2 separate regions of the Mus musculus genome follow, and region 2 is linked to region 1. A link is a contact called in ENCODE POLR2A ChIA-PET data. All regions are on one chromosome and are shown on one strand. Each heading gives the region's core, a stretch centred on a gene start or an enhancer-like site at or near the end of the contact. The rest is flanking DNA. Distances are from core to core; before and after follow the strand shown. Region 1 holds the start of Dnaic2 (dynein, axonemal, intermediate chain 2). Region 2 holds the start of Gprc5c (G protein-coupled receptor, family C, group 5, member C).

Region 1 (4,590 bases), core at 99-2,598:
AGGTTCTAATCTTTTCCAAAAAGCTTGTCCATCTGGGAACTAAGCATACAAATATATGAGCTATGAGGGTGATCTCATTCAAACCTCACAGGGGATGGCAGAGAGAGTGCCTTGCTAAAATCCCATGATAAATAAAGAACCAACCTCGGGTCCCAAATGCTCTTAAGGAACACCTCTGGGAAAGTATATACGGTTCTGTAGTTTTCTTTCTCTTTAAAAAATTATATTGTGGGCTGGAGAGATGGCTCAGAGGTTAAATACACTGACTGTGCTTCCAGAGGTCCTGAGGTCAATTCCCAGCAACCACATGGTGGCTCACAACCATCTGTAATGGAATCTTGGTACCCTCTTCTGGCATGCTGACAGAACACGGTACTAAATAAATAAATAAATCTTTTTTTAAAAATCATATTGTGTATGTGTGTGTTTGTGTGTGTCTTACATAGCACAAGTATGGAGGTCAGAGGACAACTTAGAGAATTCAGTTCTCTCCTTCACCATGTGTGTCTGGGGCTCAACCCTAGGTCATAGAAGTGGTAGCAAGCCCCTTTCTCTACTGAGCCATCTCACCAGTCCTAGATATAGGACTCTACCTCCCTTCTTTAATTCTTTTTAAATTATTGATGATGATGATGATTGTGGGTGTGCTACATGACACAGATCAGAGGACAACTTTGTGGAATCCATTTTTTCCCCCATTTTTATGTGGGTTCTAGGATGTGAACTCTGCTTGTCAGGCTTACCCAACAAAGTGCCTTGTACTCAGCCTGTCCATCAATCCCTCCCACATTTTCTCACTTCCTTGCCTCAAGCTCATGAGAAACACATCTCTCTTTGTGTCATTCATGTGTCCATCAGCTAGCTCATTCATTCATGCAATGAAACCATATTTACAACGTGCCAGCCGCATAGCTAAGCCATGCTTGCATGCATTGAGCCTGACCCTCAAGGAATTTCCATTCCAGAGATGAATTCAGAAGGGTGGTGGTGCAAGGGATACGTTAACAGAAGAGACCCGGACATTGTAGCAGTGACAAATCAGACATGATCCGAACTGACCCAGGTGCGGGGCTTCCCACGCTCTGGTCACTTTGATTGCGTTTTCGGGGGATACGGGAGTGGGGGAGGGACTTTGCTGGGTATAGACTGTAGACTTGGGTAGGCATTTTGGCAAAGCTTTGGTTAACTTTCCTCCACCTCTTCCGCAGACCTCCTCCAGAGAAGGAAGGAGAGAAGGGGGTGCTTCCGACTAGCGGGACCAGAGTCACGTGCTCCAGATCGCCTTCCGAACTGCCGGCGTCTCGGCCCGGCCAGGGTTGCTAGGCAACTGGTAAACTCCGCAGCTCCCAGCCGTTTAAGCTGCGCTGGAGCTGGGACTGGTCTTGGGCGCTTCTCCTGGGCTGTGTGGCAGGAGGTGAGCCAGGATAAGGGGCGGGCGTCCTAGAGGACGTCCAAGCCCGAAAGAAGACCTGGCAAAAAGAGGGAAAAGCTCTCGAGGGTAATAATCACCAACAGTGCAAGAAATCTCGGAGAACTGTCAGGTGCTGGAATCAGCTCATTCTGCTGCATTAATCCTCGCTGCCCTGAATATTCTTCAAGCTCCAGGACCTCCTCAGCCTCCAAGCACCTTGCCTTCTGCACTTCTCCACCAGGCCCTGACCCGGGCTGTGACCCGGAGTGGGCGGGACCTCTTTCTGGCTTTCAGGTGAATGGAACAAAATTTCAAGCCCAGGAAGGATGGGTTGTTAAGAAGAGAGCTTTCAGTTAAACGTAGGGAGGGGGATAGGGATAGGCCGGTAAACCCTGCACTCCTGTAAACTGATGCAGGAGGATTACCAAGAGTCAGAGAGCAACCTAGACTACTCAGTGCGCTCTAGGCCAGTGGACTCAGAGTGAGAGCCTGTCTCAAAGACTAAGAGAGGGGGCTGGAGGACTGTCTCAGCTGCTAAGAGTGAGTGCGCTCTTGCAAAGAACCGGGAGTTTGATTTCCAGCACCCACATCAGGTGACTCACAACCCCTGAAACTCCAACTCCAGGGGATTTGGCACTTCTGGCTTCCACCCCACCTGCACTTGTGTGCACTTACACACACACACACACACACACACACACACACACACACACACACACACACACGATTAAAAATAAAGTGAAATTAAGAAAAATAAAATGGAGGGCGTAAAATGGGAGATCACAAGAGTCTTGTGGACTGAGCACAGGTACTGTATGTAAATGCACCTTTTCTTTTGCCCCTCCATCTGGGAGTTGGCCTTTCATCTACATTTAGGGTCAGGAGACCATTTTCCTAACCTTGTCCAGAAGGTTCACAAAGACATTGGAAAGACACAGGAGCCCTTCCATCTGTATTCCTCACTCAAGCACGGCTCTACAATTCCAGGCACACAAGGGACAAAGGGTGACCCTCCTCCTGGCCCCCTTCCCATACTGACACCTCTGTTGCCTGCTATTTCCTGGCCCTTCCTCCCAGCTGTGTACCATGCTTTCCGCTCAACCACAAGGGGTTCTCTCTAGGAACGACTTTGCTCATTATCCTCGCCTGAGGCAAGTCTTGTTGTTTCTGTTGGGCTAGGGTGCAGGAAATGATCACATGTTTTGGTGTTTGGACCAGGGTATAGCGGTTCTTTGTGACCCTGGATTTGAGACTCAGTGGGGCTGGGTGTAGCTCAATGGTAGAGCACTGGCTGATATGTGTAAGGTTCTAAGAGTCCATATTTAGCTCTGTGTGTGTGTGTGTGTGTGTGTGTGTGTGTGTGTGTGTGTAAGAGGGAGGAGGAAGAGGAAGAGAAAGAGAGAGAGAGAGAGAGAGAGAGAGAGAGAGAGAGATTATGATACTGCATGCTTCTGGAAGGTTCCCACGGGGGCAATGTTCCCCTGAAACTCCCAAGCAACAATACTCCTGATGTCCCCTTGAAGACACCCTGCTCAGACCCTCTTTGGGGAAGCCTCACCCTGGAGCATTTGTCTTCCAAAAGAGGAGAAAGAGCACTCTGACACTCTTGGCTGACCTAGCCATTTATCTTTGCACCCTGTTAGCTTGTGAGAAAAGAGCCTGCTCTGGGGCTTTGAGTATGCTGTCTTCTTGTCACCAGGCTAGCCTTTAAATGTCCCCTCTGTCTGCCTCCAGACACAAGACAATGCCTCCGTTCTCCACGAGGGCTTGGCCTCGGGAAACACCAAGTAAGAAAGCAGAGCTGTTAGAATCGGAGCGGGACTGAGGAGGCTGGTGTTTTTCTTTCCGGAATTTTCTCATTCTCTTAAGTGTCCCTGTGTCCTTGGGAGCCAGCTGTACCACAGCAATTGGAGATGGAGAGAGACAGCCCCTAATTGCCTGCATCCAACTGCCAGGTCTGTGGTGGAAGACAGAGAGAACTTAATCGACTTTACATTCTTTCTTCCAAGGCCTCAATTCTGTCCATACAGAATGAAGACACGGGGGGGTGGGGGTGGGGCACCCTTATGCAGACTGCTTCTTTGCCAACCCCTCTGCTCTCTGAGCCATCTCTCCCAACCATAAGGGAGACTTTCTAAACACGTATGATTTGGGTTGGCTTGGGGGATGGCTGGAAGCATGCTTTTATTGTTTTTGGTTTTTTGTTTTGTTTTTTGTTATTTTTGAGACAGGGTCTTCTGTAGCTCAATCTAGTCTCAAACTATGTAGATGGAGCTAGCCTTAACTTATCTCAGTCTTTTTGCCTCTACCTCCCAAGGCCTGGGATTACAGGCATCAATAGCCATGCCTAGCAGGTCATGCTGCCTTGAAGGAACAATGTATGGATGCCTGGGGAGTTAACCTCACCTCCCCCCTTCTCAATCACCGCTGTTCCAGCTGTTCCCCCCCCCCCCACCTGCTTCTTGATGGATACACTCAGCTCTCAGCCCTTCAGCCTTAGGACTCAGTGGGTGGAGCCATGGCTCAGACTCCTTATGGCCATGGAGCCTTGGGATACCCAGTGATCCCAGCGCCACCTGCTGAAGAGTCCCTCCCTCCCTGCTGCACCCCTTGGTGGTTTGTCCGAGATCAGCTGACCATAAGCCTGCCCTGCAAGTTTATTCCCATTGATCACATGACTCTTTGCATCAGGAATCACTGCCTTCATTACTCGTGGTTTGATTGACTGCAAGTTTATTCCTATTGATCACATGACTCTTTGTATCAGGAATCATTGCCTTCATTACTCGTGGTTTGATTGACTGATTGATTATTGATTGATTGATTGACTGTTTAAAAAAAATTTTTTTTTGAGTTCAGGTTTCACCGTGTAGCTCTGATTAGTCTGACACTCATTCTGTGGATGAGGCCGGCCTAGAACTTGCAGTGATCCTCCTGCCTCTGCTTCTTCAATGCTGAGATTATAGACACCACTGTGTCTAGCTCGTACTTGGGTTCAACTGGCTGTCTTCCCTCTCTTCCCTTTCTGTATGTGTGTCTGTCTGTCTGTCTTTGAAATGGGATCTTTTCATTTAAAAAAAAAGGTTCTTAATATTCTTAAAATGTTTCTCTTATGTGTATGAATGTTTTACCTGCATGTATGTCTGGTACCCTCAGAGGCCAGAAGATGGCATCAGATC
Region 2 (4,654 bases), core at 475-2,974, 120 kb after region 1:
ACCCTGCCCGGTGGGAAGCAGGGGCTAAGAGTGTGGTTTTGTTTGGAGACAGAATCTTATGTAGTCCAGCCTGCCTCTTCTCCCCAAGGGCTAGAGCTACAGGTGTGAGCCAAGCAGGGCAAACCAGTCATATAGTTTTGGAGACTGTAGGGAAAAGAGAAGACAGAAAATTGAGATCCTTTGCAGGGTCTTGACACTCACCCCCCCAGCCCCCCCCCCCCCCAAGCTGGCTTTTCACAGATGCCAAAAAGCCCTCAGCAGAGTTAGGCATTGGTCACCTAGTTAATGAAAACCAGGCAGAGGCCAGGGAGACTTTCACCGTTCACTTAGGTCTAACCAGTCTGTTTGCCTTTCTAGCTAGCGTGGGCACTAACTGCCTGCTCCATTCAAGCCTTGACACCTGAGCCTTAGATCTCTAACCTTGGGTTGGGAGGTGGATTTAGGAATGGGAGCGGGTACCCCCACAGCAGCCACCCACTGAAATAGTTCGAGCTTTGCCACATTCCCCAGACCTGACAGAAACTACAGGGCACAGGAAAGGATTCAGGGTTCTAGAAAGTCTGGGCCCCACAGGCTTCTCCCCCCCACACCCCCCTTAAATAAACATTCCTCCTAGAGTCAGAAAAGAACAGAGCGGTGAGGAGGAACCGGCCGAAGGTTTTATCGCTCCGGCAACTCCGGGTGATTCATTGAGTTTAGACTCCAGGTTGTCATAGATGGAGGTACTCAAACACACAGCCAGTCGGGGAGGTACGGGTCACTAGCTCCCTGACCTCCTCCACCTGGCTATCCCCTCGCCTGTGACCAGCTGCCTCCCCCCTCCCGCCCCCCCGCCCCCCCCCCCTCCTCGCGGGAGCCCAGGATTGAGCAAACACGCCCTGCAGCCTGCCCAGCCACCGGCTGGCTCCGACCGCGCTCCTGGCGATCCCCCAGGCAACTCGGCGTCGCGAGAACCCGCACCCTGAGACCCGACTCCCTGCCCTCCCCCAGAGTCCCCAAGGCCCCTGTCAGGCCCAACAACCTCTCCCTTGCTCTTGCGACTTGTCCCCTACGGGGATACAGCGCAATGCAACCAGACCCACTCAGTGCTCCAAAGACAGCACAACTCACTCCCGCGGGATCCCAGGTCCCCAGAGAAAGTGGCCGGAAAGAAAAAAATCTCTTGTTTACTGGGCCAGATAGGCCTCAGCTGGGATTCGCTTCCCTATTTCTGCGGTTTCTTTTCAGCAGATTCCCGGGGCTGGAGGAGAAAGGGTGGATCCGCCCGGGCAGGGAGTGGGGGTGTGGTTCAGGGGAATCTGAATTCGTGGAAAGGTCTTCAGACTTCGGGAGAGGCTGGACTTAGAGTCAGCAACAACGTGGCCAGGAGCGCACAGACCACAGGGATCCTGTTAAACACTACCTCGGGAACAAAACTGAGAGGCTAATTAGGACAGGTCACCACAGGGAACCGGGACGCGGGGAGGGGAGCCCGCGTTGTAAGAAACTCGGGCGTGGGGTAGTCAGGCCGACAAAGACTCCGGCCAACAGCCCGCAGGGGTTCTGGACTCAGTCCACAGATTTAGGGACGTGCGCCGTGACATTCCCTCGTGATCTTGGAGACTGGGCTCTTCGGGAAGGATCACGCACGAAAGAGGAGGACGCTCCGTGTGCGCTGTGTCCACGTGTGCAAGCTCGCTAGGGGAGGGGGCGCGGAGCCGTGACAAAGACGGACTTTGTGTCCTAGTGTGTTCCTCGCTCCAGCCCGGAGCAGCGAACTGTGCCAGGCATGTGTCTCATGGGAAAGCCAGGACGAAAGTGACAAAGGTTGGGTGTCTGTCACGGGTAGACGCGCCAAGGTGGCCACCGTGAGTCTGTGGGTGCGTGCGATCGCTGGGAGATGCAGCCTAGGGGTGTACTGAGCTGCACCCCGAACCTCTTTCGGGAGAGAAAGGCGAATCCAGAAAGTGAGTACGCGCAAGTGCGCGCGCGCCCGCGTGCGGGGGCGTGGCAGTAAACAGCAACAACCCACTAGTCAGTTTGGCCAGAAACTCCGATCGCCTTTCCCAACCCGAAAGTGCGCGTCGGCCGAGCCTGGAGGTGAGTCGGAGGGGGCAGGGCCGGGCGCGCTTTGTTACTGGGGATTAGGATTGCTCGTACCTGGAGCGCTGCTGGCCCCGGAGGAGCGCCGGGAATGGAGGTGATGTCACGGTGATGCAGCCCGGCCCACCCTGGCCGAGAGAGGGGAGCACTGTGCCTGGGGAGGCGGGCGGGAGAGCGAGCCACTGAGCGCGCTTAGCTCAGTGCTCAGTCGGGGGTCCCTGGGAGGCAGGCCCCCGCACCTTTGCTCAGGCCTGGTCACCCCCCGCCTGAACGGGCTCTGGCCCCGCGCCCTGCTTTGAGTCCCTCCTACGCCCGCCGGCGCCCTGCCTGGGGCCGAAGTTGGCTCTGAGCGCGGCGCCGGAGCGGGCTGGCTGCGCGTCCCAGGTAAGGGCTGCTGCCTCGGCGCTCCGCCCTAGCCATCGGCCCGCAGGAAGGGCTGGGTCCAGCTGGCTGGGAAAGGGAGAGGGCCGAGGCCCCCGGTGAAAACCCAAGGGGTGGGTGACGATGCACCCACTCTACAAGTTCGCAGAAAGTTTCCAAACCCGAGCCAGCTGGGGATTTAATGGCTCGGGGAAGCCAGGTTCTGCGGCCGGGGGTGTTCCGCAAGGGATCTTAGTGTCGGAGAGCTGTTCCTCTATCCACTCTCGTAGTGGGAGGCTACGGTCGACTGTGACTGTAGGTTGGCTTCCTTTCCTTATTTCGCGGCAGTGCGTGGGGAGGGCAGGTTTCTGTGACCAGAGGGATTAGGGACAGAGAGCCTGGTCCTTTGCTCTTTCGGTTCGAACTTTCAGGGGCGTAGAGTGTTGACACAGTCCAGTTGGAATAGGGAGGTGAAGGCTCAGGATCTCTCCGCGGGAAGTTTGGAATTTCAGAGGCCTACGGCGCTTCTCCGTGTAGAGGCCTATGTTCTGGGTCCCACCCCTTATTCACCCCTGGTTTTTCCAGAGCGCTTTCCGTTTCTACTTCGCGCCCACACGTTTGCACTTACAAAGTTCTAAATCATTCCTTAAGATTTCACGATCTTGATTCTGAAGTACAGACACGAGAATATATAGAAGCGTGGCTTTGTGCTCCTGGAGAACCCCATCCCCCCAACAAGGTCTGTTCTGTGGCTGGGAGGGAGTGCTGCTGGCGATGGGGGTGGGGCACATTCCAAGCGGAGAGCAGACCCTTGATTGCTTAGAAGATCTAAGACTCGGCGTGCTGGGGTATTTTGGTCCAGTGAAAGGGAGGACAGTAAACGGGCTGTGGGTCCTCCCGTGCCTTAGCATCTCTCCAGGTCCGTTCTTACCGGGTTCGTAGACCAGCCTACTGCTTAGAGGGCCAGAGGGCTGAGACAATAGGACTGACTTGTCCAGAAAGGAGGAAGTGGTGGATAAGAGGATGGGGGAAGGCTGGACAAGTGTCCACCCAGCTTTCCAGGTCAGCTGCTGAGGGGACGCAGCCAGGGAGGAAGAAGGATGCTCTGTGGTGCCCCTGGCTGAACCGTCCCTACATCCAATGGGGCCCTAGGTGGCCATGGTCTTTGGTTTGAGTCAAACTCTGTAGCCTTGATCCTACTAGATAGCCTTCTTTCCCTTGGTGATGTGGTGAGTGTGTGTGTGTGTGTGTGTGTGTGTGTGTGTGTGTGTGTGTTGGATGCTGATTGGAGATGGAGAGATGAAGGGGTTGTTCTTCTTTCAGAAAGGTAGGAAGGGGAAGGTCTACTTTGCCTAACCTGCAACTGCTTAAAACCGGCCAGGGCTGGTCGTCAGCCCCCCAGCCTTGCCCAGGCTTCTCTGCTCCCTCTGAAGTCAGAGAGAAGGAGGGAGGGGATGTTGGACCTTGATTGCACTGCCCAGAGTCGGGGGCTGGGTCATCTTGACCCTGAGGAGAGGCTGAGTGCTGAGGTGATTAAACATAGTTGTAGGATTGATTCTAGGGAGGTGAAGTTTAAAAGCCTTTTTGTCCAGAAAATAATCTGAAGTAGAGTCTTGGCTGCAGCTGTTAAAACTTCTAGGGCCCTGTCTTACTCCTGGTAGAGATGGATACTATACCCTGTGTTCGAAGAACAGAAGATATTGTGAAGATACAAAGTCTCTTCACAAGCCCTCAAGACTTAGACCTGGTAGGGAGGACATATGATTCAAAAGTTCAGGCTCAAGAGCTTGATATAGGCTCAGTCTAGATGTAGAGTATGTGTTTGTGTGTGTGTGTGTGGGGGGGGGCAGTCCACAGCAGGGAGCCGGGTACACCAAGAGCTATTTAGGCAGAGCTGGTCTCACCTGTCTACCTTTTAGCCACCATTTTAAAAGGTAGCAGGTGGCTTAAGAGCAGCGGCTGGTCTTGCAGAGGACTGGGATTCAATTCTCAGCACTCACGTGGTAGTTGATAACTGTTTATAACTCCAGTACTGGGGATGCTCTTTTCTGTACCACACATACAGACATATAGGCAAAATATTCATACACATAAACAAAAAAAATCAAATGAATCTGGCTGAATCTGTACTCCTGGACTAGAGGACTGGTCTGAGCTCTTCTGTGCTTTCTTCTCTTCAACTGTCTTCTTGTTGTTACTGGTTTTGTTTGAA

What was found. ChIA-PET counts read pairs that join two places held with the same protein, here RNA polymerase II (POLR2A).
Region 2: POLR2A ChIA-PET joins it to region 1 with 22 read pairs in Patski. The contact joins the promoter of Gprc5c here to the promoter of Dnaic2 in region 1. POLR2A ChIA-PET finds 5 or more read pairs at or near these places in 2 of 5 experiments (Patski and embryonic stem cell).

The regions. Positions count from the first base shown.
Region 1 is chr11:114,726,071-114,730,660 of GRCm38, forward strand. Dnaic2 (dynein, axonemal, intermediate chain 2) reads left to right here and starts at 1,349. Exons shown (of 13, transcript NM_001034878.3): 1 at 1,349-1,705.
Region 2 is chr11:114,849,808-114,854,461 of GRCm38, forward strand. It overlaps Gprc5c (G protein-coupled receptor, family C, group 5, member C), which reads left to right and starts at 1,725. Exons shown (of 5, transcript NM_001110337.1): 1 at 1,725-2,079.